Regions from separate parts of the Mus musculus genome. Here region 1 is linked to region 2. The links are chromatin contacts, found by POLR2A ChIA-PET in ENCODE. All regions are on one chromosome and are shown on one strand. The core of a region is the stretch at or near the end of the contact, and the rest is flanking DNA. Distances in the headings are between cores, read along the strand shown. Region 1 overlaps Dock4 (dedicator of cytokinesis 4). Region 2 holds the start of Ifrd1 (interferon-related developmental regulator 1).

What was found. ChIA-PET counts read pairs that join two places held with the same protein, here RNA polymerase II (POLR2A).
Region 1: POLR2A ChIA-PET joins it to region 2 with 24 read pairs in embryonic stem cell. The contact joins the enhancer-like site here to the promoter of Ifrd1 in region 2. POLR2A ChIA-PET finds 5 or more read pairs at or near these places in 4 of 5 experiments (Patski and embryonic stem cell).

What each region holds. Positions count from the first base shown.
Region 1 is chr12:40,834,446-40,840,373 of GRCm38, forward strand. It overlaps Dock4 (dedicator of cytokinesis 4), which reads left to right. Exons shown (of 53, transcript NM_172803.2): 48 at 1-12; 49 at 176-285; 50 at 2,185-2,257; 51 at 3,996-4,109. Among named protein-coding and RNA genes, the nearest start is that of Immp2l, 190 kb to the right of the region's middle. Within about 2 kb of position 2,672, at least 1 of the 3 ENCODE cell types and tissues checked has a DNase peak (open chromatin) inside an H3K27ac peak, as active enhancers do.
Region 2 is chr12:40,218,499-40,224,556 of GRCm38, forward strand. Ifrd1 (interferon-related developmental regulator 1) reads right to left here and starts at 4,691. Exons shown (of 12, transcript NM_013562.2): 1 at 4,371-4,691. The coding sequence starts at 4,458. It overlaps Mir1938 (microRNA 1938), which reads right to left and starts at 4,313; the gene lies at 4,214-4,313. Gm7008 (predicted gene 7008) reads left to right here and starts at 4,866. Exons shown (of 3, transcript NR_045157.1): 1 at 4,866-5,055.

The sequences.
Region 1 (5,928 bases), core at 1,422-3,921, 610 kb after region 2:
CGAGTGCCAGAGGTTAGTGCCGAGTTGGGGATGTCCTGTCTGGCGCCCTGAGATGTTTCCAGGCCCTGGGAACTGTGGCTTCAGTGGCCCATATTGTAGGCAGCTGCCACACCACTCTGGCTTTCACTAAGGCCCCACAGGCTAGCTCACTGATAATGTCTGTTTCTCTTCCCAGCTTCGCCTTTGTTGTCTGACAAACACAAACATTCCAGAGAAAACTCTTGCCTGTCCCCAAGAGATAGACCGTGCAGTGCCATTTACCCAACACCCGTGGAGCCTTCTCAGGTACTCTCCTGTGGGGGAATCAGAGGCTAGAGAATGGGAGAGTGTGGGATTGTGTGTGAATCTCTTTGGACTCATACAGTGCCTGCCAAAAGCAACCAGTGACAAGGCCAGTTGGAAGAAGACTCTTGTCAGTCCACCTCTGGTCTCTGCCCATTGTTTGGAGCACCATCTGACTCATCCTTCTAGAGCGGTGGTTCTTCTTAATCCTGTGACCCTTGAGTATAGTCCCTCATGCTGTGGTGACCCCCGACCATAAAATTACTGTGTTGCTATTTCCTAACTGTAATTTTGCTACTGTTATAAATCCTTCATAACTGTCATTTTGTAAATTTTATGAATCATAATGTAAATATCTGATATGCATGATATCTGATGGTACCCACAGGTTGAGTAGGATATCTGATGTGACCCACAATAGGGCCAGGATCCATAGATTAAAGAACCACTGTTCTAGAGGGATATCTGGGTCACAGCCCTGACAGTGAAACTGAGAGGGACTGCCTGGCCCTTGATCTCAACCTGGTTCATGGCTGCTACAACAACATTCCAAGGAAAAGCCAGTGAATAAACCATCTGTGTGTGTGTTTGCATGTGTATGAGTAGAAGTCTGGGGAGGGAAGAACAACTGAATTTAGGGGAAGACTCCTGCTTCTGCCCAGACCTTCCTGTTTGTCCATAGCTATTGGGAAGAGCTGCAGCTGACTCCTTTCCCCAAGAATGTAGGTGCAATCTGTTTGCCTTTGCCATTGATCTTCCATGGATTACCAGGAAAGGGGCTGTGTCCTGGAGATGTCATACGAGCTAGGGAATGTGGTTCCGCCGGTCACTCAAACCTCGCTTTCAAAAACCTGAGTGAGCATGGGCCACAGGCCCAGTCCAGGGGCAACGTATGTGCATTGGAGGGTGGGTACGAAGTTGAAGATTCGTGTTGTATCCCTGAGTTTTTTTCACAGTTTATTTGGGACTAATTTTAAGAGCAGAGAAAACTCCTTGTTTCTGCTCCAGCTAATTTCTCTGTTTTTCTACACCATCCTGGCAGAAGTCTGTAGCTGCATCTGGAATTGGATGAGAGCGAGTGGGATTTGGCTTGATTGGTTTATCTTTGCTGATTGTGTGATCTTCCCGAAAGGCCCAGGATACCTCCTCTGCGCAGCACTGATGTCTTGCAGAAATGATTTCTGAGTGCGTTTGCCTGAACCAGCTAACCAATTTTATTTCCCGTTGTCACTGGCATTGCAAGGGGATTTCAGTTTGTTTCATCTGCTCTAAGAGATCATGTGCCAGCATGGGAAACTCTGAAAGGCTTCCTTGATTAGTCCTGAGTTATCTGTCTTGGGTAAAATTTGAATCAGTATATATGTTACCAAAATTATAATAATGTATAATGCTGTAGGTTTCCACTTTTTCTTTTCATGAGTTAGGTAGAGCTATGTAATATTGGTAATTTTGTAGGTTAAAATTATAGAATATTCATTAGCTCATTTTTGTCTATTATAGTATTTGAACTATAAGTTTGTCTATATAGTAGGTTTTTAAATTAATATTTCTCCTTTCATTCTTATTCATGTCATACTGCCAGTCTAGCAGTATACACTTGTAAAGAACATCATACCTAGCGAATTCTTACTATTAATTTTCCCTATGTTTATTATGAGTAATTATTTACCATTTATATTTAATGTAAAACACCATTTCTTATTATGTTTCTTTCAGAAAACCTAAGACTCTGTTTCCCCTTTTCTCCTTAAATAGAGTTTAATTATTTGTTCCTAGGCTCATTATACCATATAGAAAATGTTTTGAGCAAAGAGTTTCATAAGGAGATAACCATCTCATTTTCTAAAAGGCATCCTACCTCAGCATATTATATCATAAAAATGGACTCTTCTCCCTTTCCAGAGGATGCTGTTTAATCATATTGGAGATGGGGCCTTGCCTCGAAGTGACCCCAACCTTTCTGCACCTGAGAAAGGTGGGTACCAGTCATCCACCCCTTGTAGGTCCTAGAATGTGTCAGGGTTTGTTGTGTCCTCATTTCCCCCAGTCTTCTGTGTGCCGTGTGGCAGGTAGAGCTCTAGACTGTTAATGATCAGGGTGAGTGTGATCTTTAGGCAATTAGTGAAAGGCAGTTTATCATGATCCATTCTCCATAAACTCCTAAGCTCTGAGCAAATTAGAAGCTCCTTTGTGTAATGGCTTTCTGTTGTTCAGCGAGCCCAGGCCAAGCCTGCTCTCCCTGAAGCAAAGTTGCCAATTAAGCCACTAGTTCACACAATGAAAGTAGCTACTCCTCAGATTGATTCCACAGACCCCATCCATTGTCTCCTTCACAAAGCTCATATTCAGCCAGCTCAACTGTTGTTGGTGGTCACTCACACAGGCTCTTGTACCATTAAATGCCATGCAAGCATTGCGATCAGACGCATAATGGAGTGGGGCCCGCCTCAAGGTCAAGCACACACAAATAAGATGCACACACCAAATGCATGCATAGAGCTAAGAAGCCAATTAGCAACACACAGACCAGGAAGAGCAGATTAAATGTCGCTTCCTCCACTGTGGGTGCAGGGACTTGCAAAGTCACCCGTTTGCCTCTCAGGGTCAGGCCTCAAAAATAGCAGTCTCGCAGGCTAATGAATCAAGACTCACTAATGAAATGTCCCAGTAAAGTGCACTTTAATTGCCCCCATTAAGAACTAGGCTGTATTACCATTTTGGTACACTGATAGATTAACATTAAAACTTCCCAAAGGGAGATGAAAATTAGTGAGGGCCTAGCCAAAATTATTTTAAAGCATGGAATTAGCTTTAATGTTGTAAGTCAAGCATTGATCTTCACCAGGAGAAACTAGGGATGTGCTGTTATTTTTACCAACTTTACTAAAGAAAACTACCCAGCAAATATAAAAGAAATAGAGAAAAAAAAATAATGTTTAAAATATTTCCACCCCATTAAATCAAAGCAGTAACTTGGAGGAATAAAACGTGGCAATTCTCACTGCGTCCGTCAGATGGCAGTATCTGCACGGGAAGCAAGCGGGAACGCTGGTTTTACTATTAGAAACTTCATTGTGGAGTGTTTCATAACCTTGTGTGTCCTGCCCTGCTTCCTAGCAGAGCTGTCTATATTCCTACACCGTGATGCCTGGAGCAGATGGATTGCAAAGTAACAATGACGTTATCAGCAGTCCAAGTGGTTTTCTCAGGACTTACTTAGTGTAATCTGTCCATTTGGAACTCATCCTTTCCTGACAGGACTGGTCAGTGTGGCACCCTCAACCCTGTCCTTGGTACTTCTGCCACACAGTTGAAATAAGAGAGTGCCCTTTGCCTCATCACCTCCTTTAGATGGCCATTTGTTCAGACATTTCTACAAATAGGCTGATGACTATATTTTCCATCTATTTCTCAGCATCTAAACACATTTGGAATTCTCAGCAGGTTGCTACTCCCTGGCATAGAGATTTGCAGTTCTGTTTGACAGCTTGAGGGAAATAAAGAGACCTGCTGTTACTCAATTAAATGTCAGCTCTGTTAGGTAACCAATTAGAGAGAGGTTTAATATTGGGGAAGTGTCCTGCTTGGTTACTGCTTAAGGTTTTGTGGTCTTTTTGACTACGTTCTGGATAATTCTGCCAGACTCCTAAGATCTCAAGCATTTGAAAGGCAAAGCTGGCTCTTGTGTGTTTAGCTGTGTTATTCCCTTCCAGCTGTGAATCCCACCCCTAGCAGCTGGAGCCTGGACAGTGGGAAAGAAGCCAAGAACATGTCGGACAGTGGGAAACTTATCTCTCCCCCTGTCCCTCCAAGGCCCACACAGACTGGTGGGTATTTGAAGCATTTGAATAATCACTTTCATATAATAAGTATATTGAGCATTTCAGTTTGCTAGCAACATCATTTGCCTCTAGTTGGCTCCTCCTTTCCCTGTTCTTCTGCCATACAGTCAGACAACAGTCCCTTCTAATAAGCCCCTCGGAAGAATTTGAGCATGCCATCTTCTTCCTGGCTCCATGTTCAACCCTTGTTGCTTGATGGGCCACTGGCCTCTGCCCTTCGCTTGCACTGATCTCTGCTAACTCGGCCGCTTTCTATAATCTTCCCCGATGACATCAATGTTTCAGCTGACTCGAGAGCCAACCCTCAGTGGCTTTGAGGAGCCTCTGACACCTTGAGTTATCTGCTGCTCTCAGAGCTCTGTTTCCGGCAGTGGTGTTGCTCAAAGGGCTAAAGCGTGGACCTGCATCTCTTGTAACTGTGGCTCACGAAGCACATCCTAACGTACGTCTAGCCTCAGGTCTTCTGAGCCAGTAGATTATGTTCCTGAAATGAGGCTGGGGCCAGCATTTTACCAGGCCATTTGTGGGCTGCTTCTGCTCACTAACATCTGAGTGCTGAAAATGGTTGGGAAACTTCCAGCCTGGCCCTGGGTCCCCAGAGAATCACAGACAGAAGCAGAGCTGGCTTTCATGAGCTTCTGTTGGGAAAAGGCCAACTTTCCCTCTGAACATACACCACTTGCTTGGTGACTTGCATGCGGAGCAGTTTTAAGAGAAGCTTGAACTGACTGCCTTTTCCAGTAACCAGATCTTGTCAGCACTTTCCTACATCGCTGGAGCTTTCCAGGTATAGCCGGCCTAAGAACCAAAGAAAATGTGGTACCATTTCCTCAGCAGAGTGCCCTAGTCTGAGCACTCGGTGTCACTTGCTACATCGTAGCTTCTCATCCTTTGAATAGTTTCTGCAGGGTCAGAATGAGGGATGAATTTAATCCTCTTGATCGGTATTAGTATATCGGTCTGATTGTAGAAATGAGGGCCCATCAGCCAAATCATTTGTATTTCTTTGCTGATCCATGTACATTCAGACAGTCTCGTTATTTAAAGGCTTGGTTGTGCCCGTGAATATGGGAACTTGAAAGGTATTTTTAAGGGAAAATAAGATTGATAGTTCTTACAAAGGAATAAATATTATCAGTGCTAGCTGGGCGTCTGAGACAAAAAGAAGCTGGTGGGTCTATTTTAGGCTTATAGAAAGTACATTTCCAGAAAAATAGCTCGGAGAAAGAGCACTAGGTGCCAGGCCTGCACCATGTCTAAGACCAAGTCAAGTACACAGGAGGCCTTGACCTCAGTGACAGTAGTGGCAGATGTGGCCGATTTCTCTGTACATATGTGGTTTTCTTCCTAGTCAGCACTCACAACGTGTGGGAACAGAAGTAGGAGCTGGCTTGTGTAGATGAGACCTCCCAACCCCGCAGTGTGATAATGGACCACCCTCTGTGGTCTCTTAGGGCTCAGCACAGCTGGGCAACCCTTCTCCTCCCACATAGATTGGTAGGGCTGCTGTCCCTTCTGTACTGATTGCTTTCATGGTCTGTCCTGATGTCATCATCTGTGGTCAGTGTTGTGGGGCTGTGCAACTGTCTGTCTTTCTTCCTTTCAGCCTTTCGGTAGGTTTTTATGAGTTCTAGACCTCAGTGTGATGGCTGGAAGAGTGGCAGGAAATCACAGAGGGACAGAGCTCACATTCGCCAAAATCACTCTGTGTGGAAGTGGGAAGGACGGCTTGGCCTCGCCCCGTCGACTGGGTCACAAGCTGTTTTTATGCTATGCAGTTACAGTCTAGAAACAAGACGTGATC
Region 2 (6,058 bases), core at 3,441-5,940:
GTGGTAAACTGCAAAATTCTGGAATTCCCCTATTTCCAACTCTCTATAGTAACACTAGGATTATAGATTTTTATGCCATCCAGACTATACATGGGCTTCAGGAACTCAGATCTCCTATCTGCAAAAGCTGTCTAGCCATCTGCCAGTTAAAAAAAAAAAATTTCCCGTTTTTTTTTTTAAAAAAAGGAACTCAGGCTGTGGTTGTATAAACCTTTAATCCCAGTACTTGGAAGACAAAAGAGGCAAAGGTCTCTTGAATTTGAGGCTGGCTACATAGGGGTGGTTCCAGGCCAGCCAGATTTACACAGTGAGACTCTGTCTCGAAGCTCAAATAAAATAAAATGAAGATTCTAACCATATCCTAGAGTTTTAAAATACCAATGCTATTACCAAAAATAATTTAACTAGCATATTTTCAGAATAAATTCATAATTGAGGGATCACACATTAACTTAAAAATTATGAAGTAATGAATTACTTTGAGTCCTGAGCTAAAATGAGTCTCAAATTCTGACCATAAAGTGACCTGGGCAGCCTGATTTACCTGCACTTAATTTCCTTTTATTAGTAAAATCAAAGAATACATAACTAGTAATTTTAATATTACAGAGTACATTCTGCAGAAGAGATGCTAGGATTACCACCTGGACAGAATACAGAAAAATGAACATGAACTACACAACAGAAGTCAATCTCATTTACCCACCAATGTGCCTAACCTCTTCCTTTGGCACCTATTATGCAAAGGTTTCACCTACTACCTTTTATGCACAATCTATGCGCAATCTTACAGAAATATATTTCAATACTAAGCATATCAAAACACAATCACATCATACAGGAGTATAGAAAATAATGTGTCCTATACTACAAATTTGGAGTGTTCTACTAGTACATAAAGATGTCATTAAGTAGCATTATACAATCATCTTACTATGTATAATAAACTGATGTAACAGTGTATAGATGCAGACAATCATTGCCAACCAATTCCCACCAAAGACTGGGGGAAAAGGTTAAGTATCAAAAGCCCGTACATATATTAATTTCATCATGAAAAATTATAAACAAATATAGATTAATGAGCATTTTATTTGAATGCATATTTTTAGAACTTCAATTTCTCCAGAAATATTTTAATGTATAATTATTAACACCTCTATACACACATCATCATGATTAATACTTAAACTTTAGGTCTGAATAAAAATCAAATTCCTCAAAAAAAATAAGTTCCTGTATTTTTATTGTCATTATTACCTTACTTTTATTTATTTATTCCAGTTTGGGGCAACAGTCGGGCTCTGCAAACCAATCTCACTATATAACCCAGATTAACCTTCAACTCCTGCAATCTTCCTGCCACTCCAGCCTCTCAAATCCTAGGATTAATGGGTGTTAATTTTACTTTATTAAATCCTCTAAAATTAAGCCTGTTAGAGTTAGGCTAATTTTCCTTTAAATAAGTTGCTAAAAAAAAATTTTAAAAAAACCCTATGCAGAGAAGTTAGCAAAACTTTAAATTAACAAGTGACCTTGAAATCTGCTTGCCTGATACCAAAGTAACTTGGATCAAAGTAGGAAAGCACAGAGAATAAGTGAGGCACCAATGCCAACATTTCTTAATCACTGTGCTAGGAAAAAATAAACACCAGCCTATTTCTGGATCTTTCCTCATGACAAATTATGCTAACAGCTGAGTATATTCTGAAGAATCTTACCATATTTACATACAAGCCAATGTAATTTTAAAACTGTTCATATGTGGCCTGTGTTTAAGATTATTTGTACACAACTTTAAGCTTCTGTCTCTTAACTAACTGGTTTGGTTTCTTCATGATTCCAGGAAGGGGTTTGAAAGGGCAAGGAATGACTGACTGGCAGGACGCCTCAGTGGAAAAGGTGCCTGCTGCCAAGCTGTTGGCCTGAGTTCATCAAGCCCCAAGATCCACACAGAAACTGTGCTCTGACTTCCCTATCCATGTCTTGGTGTGCTCACATTCACGCACAAATAAGTAAATGCACTCTTAAAGCAAGGAAATTCATCTCGTAAGAATGTCTAACATCTAGGTCAAGCTTACCTTGTAATCCTGAGCTAATAACGAGCAGGCACTCTACATATGTGAAGTCCTCCTTATTTCTCAGAGTCTTACTATACAAACTTTTTTCCTTAAAAACCCTGTCTTTCCTGCTAAATCTGTGGCTTTACGTCTGCTATTCCAGCAATCAGAAGTCTAAGACAAGAAGCTGCCTTTGTTTGAGAACAGCTGATGCTACAGTGAATTCCAGAGCAGGCTACAGACTGAGACTGTCATAATAAACAAAATGAGAAAAACAAAAAAGAAAACATAAAACGTGAAAATCCACTCCTCAGATCAGAACACTGCTGTGTAAACTTATCCATGCATGTGAGATCAATTTTCTTGGTTTCCTACAACTCTCCAATTACTTACAAAGAATATAAATAAAAATCCAAGACCCTAGAGATTCACTTAAATCAGATTTATTCTCCCTGTCATCCAAACTTCAATAGAAAAAGTGGTTTCTAAGTAAAATTTTTGCTAACTTCCTTTCGGACTCAACTATTTAGGAAGTAAAACACACGTGGCTCAAGTAGAAAATTACAGAAAAGCATTCTCATCCAGTCCCACTTGCTAGAGGTAGCTTTTATGGTAACAATATCAAAGCTTGCAGTTTCAACAACCAAATCAATTACTTTCCTTTTATAGATGCTTCAAGTGTTTACATTACATATGCTAAAATGCAGTGTTTAAACTCGTATCTTTTCTATGAAAAAGAATTTAAAAGACAGCACTGATGCAGTCTGAGGGCAGGTCAATACACCTTGAGGCAAAATGTGTCTGTCCTAAGAAAAGAACAATACTTGTCAGGAAACTACAGAAAGGAAGGGTGTCTGTGAGGTGGAGACCTCTGTTAACATCTGTTTCCAAATTGTCAGTGTTTCTCCATTGTTTTCATCTTTTTAAAATGAAAACTTTAATAAGACTAGTAAGACTTTATGAAAGAACTCCGGTATTTATTCAGGAGGGAAAGCTTAAACAGAAGTAGCAGGAGCCTTGATTCAACCACAACTAGGTTACATGAACAGTATTTCATAACTTCACAATGAATTTCACCACGCATTCAGGAGAAAGGGAAAAAATATCTAAAGATACATTTCTATTTGTAATAGTCCATACCCAGCCAGTTATCACCTAACACATGATCAAGAGCTTTCAGCTCTCCAGACCCTGGAGGAAAACTTTTGCATTGCCAGTCTCCAATATTTAACATGAAAACTGGTCATTTACTTTTCTAATATCATTCGAATGATCAAAGAGTAGTAGCTAGGTCAACAAATACCTAATGGCTATTATCTTGGTGTGGAACGACTGGGGGCATTCCAATATTCAACTCCATAATCTTAACAATTACTTAGTGAGATGACTACCCATTTCAATACTACTCGACTTATGTCTTGTGTGCAGTCTTGTAGAAGGGACCTTCGGCTGCAATCATTTTTTTTTCTTCTCAACCATATGTTAAGAGAATCGTACATTCAGTTCAGCAATTAACCATCCAGAAAAAGCTTTGTCTTAGCATGGAAGGAAAAAAAAAAAAAACTTATCCCTAACTTTCCAGCCAATTGCAACCTCGGCTTCTCACCACCTCTTATCACTGCATGGAACCTATAGAATGCAGCACAAAGGAGAACGCGGTCGCTAGGCTGGCAGCACAAGGGCTGCGGGGGCTCCCGGTTTCTGCAGGTACCGGGTTAGGAGTGGAAGCCACGCTAAGGGTGGGGCGGTGGCCATGGCTTCCGACGCCTCTACCCCGCCTTAGAGGACCTGCGAGACGCGCAGGAAAACAGCGGGATGGAAGCCACTCGTGCCTCTGCGTCACCCTGGCCCCATCACGCAAAGCTCAGGCCTCGTGACGCAAAAGCCGGTCCAAGCCCGCTGGACGTTTGACACTCCCGAGAACTCCATGTTGGAGGGAGCGCCACAGGCAGCGCAACAGCGGCAAGCCACCGGCGCTCCGCCCCATCTCTAGCTCGATAAAGAACCGGACAGCAGGCAGCGACGTCTAGGAAGAACGCCAAGTCCTGGTCACCCTTATTCTGACTCTCCCTCCGGCCCAAGGTCCCAGTTCTCCCCGCCCCCAGGGCCGGAGCTCCAGCACTGCTCCCGCGTGCCAGCTCAAGAAGCGCGAGTCCCAGGGCATGATGGGAACTGCAGTTCAGCCGTACCACGCGCTATGCAGACTTGGGCGTCCGAAGCGAAGACCGAACTACAAGTCCCACCGCGCCCCAGGCCGGGGTCTCCCGTTCGGCCGGCCAGCCGGCTCCCGGGCGTGGGGACACCCCTCACCTGCCGTGGCCGCCGACGTCGCTGCCCCGGAGCCGCCGCCACCCCCGCCACCGCGGTGGGGAGCGTTCCGCTTCTTGTTCTTCGGCATCGTGGGCCGCCCGGTGCCGCCTACACTTGGAGCTCAGCGAGGATCAGCCGATGGAGCTGCACTGTCTACTCGTGCGTCTGTGCGGCGGGCGGCTGAGAGGCGAGTCTCGGGCTAACAAGAGAGGCGAGGAGCGGCGCGGGTGAGAAGCGGCAGCAGCAGCAGCAGAAATCCCCGTGAAGAGCTGCGAGCGGAAACGATACATGTTTCTCTCTAGCGCGGGAGCGAAGGCGGGGTGGCCAGACCACGACGCCTTAAGTAGCCAGACGGCGGCTTGTCGTCACCATGCGTGGGCGGGCCTCCATCGCTCGCTGGCCAATCGCTGCAGATCTCCCCACCGCGGCGTCCACTGGGGCGGTGCCTGCATTCGGACTCCCATTCCCAGAGCCTCAGTCTGCCCTCGGTGCCTGGGCTGCTATGCCTTAGGGCCGCGTGGAGCTTTGGGAGATGTAGTTAGCGAGAGGGCGCGGCCTTCTCCGGGCTCCTCCCAGTCCGATTGCGTCGTGACCTCGTCCCAACGAGGCGTCCGCCCTGGAATTCACCCGGGTAGTCACCGCGATGAGCCATGCGGCAGTTATGCAGCTTGATGAACGTCAGCTTGTAAGATCACGTGTAACAACCTTTCCCCTGCTAATATGAGGCCCCTGTCCAAGCACAACCATACCCTCCTGTGGGTTTAGGGACGTGGGCTCCCCACCCTCCAAAAAAAGTATGCTTTCAGCTACTTCAACTTGTATTGTTCGTGGACCTCATATTCTAGACTAATATCTCAAATAACGAGACTGATGATTCAGTCTCAGATTTTCTTACAAAGATGTGACCTTGATTCCACCTGCCAGTTTGGAGGTCAGTTTGGGATAAGAGTTTATGAGAAGTTCGCAGCTGGCAAAACATACATGAGTTATATCAACAGTCGCAAAGGGGTTTATTTTCTCAAGGTGCTCCCGTTGATCTGTTTTCCGTGTCGCAACACCCAGTCCTGTTTTCAGGAGCTGCTAGTAGGTTCCTATACTGTCCATATGACAGAACAAACTCACTGACTCGTGCAAGTGACTCACTCTGCACTCCACCTCTCACCTCGGCTTCATTCTATTTCAAGTGATGATAGTAAGTCTTTCTCCGTCTTAATGTCCCTCTTGTACCTTAAGCCAACTTAAATTTTTCTCTCCTTTTCTTTACTGCCATATTCTTAATAGTTAATATATTATCTTCCCCCATATTCTGTAATTTATTCACCGTAATTTATTCAGTTTGTTCATAGTGCCCCCCCCCCAGCAATTGATTTTAAAATGAAACTCAGGGCTGTATCTTGATCTCTAGCCATACATAGCTTCAGTTCATACCAGGTCACCCATTTCAATGTTTCATGCCCAGGAAGGCTGATTATTTACTCAAGTGTCTTGTTTGACTAATCCACCTATGTTTATAGTTGTTCCAGAACCTCACAGACTGCCAGTCCTCCTAACCTAGCCTCTCTCACTGCTTTCTAGATATCTTGTTCTTCTCCTGAACTCAACTGGTCTTCGTTTCCAGTACAGGGCTCTTTTTGTTACTTTGACTTCATTGTTCATGAATGCCCTAACCCACCCCCCATCTTCATCTT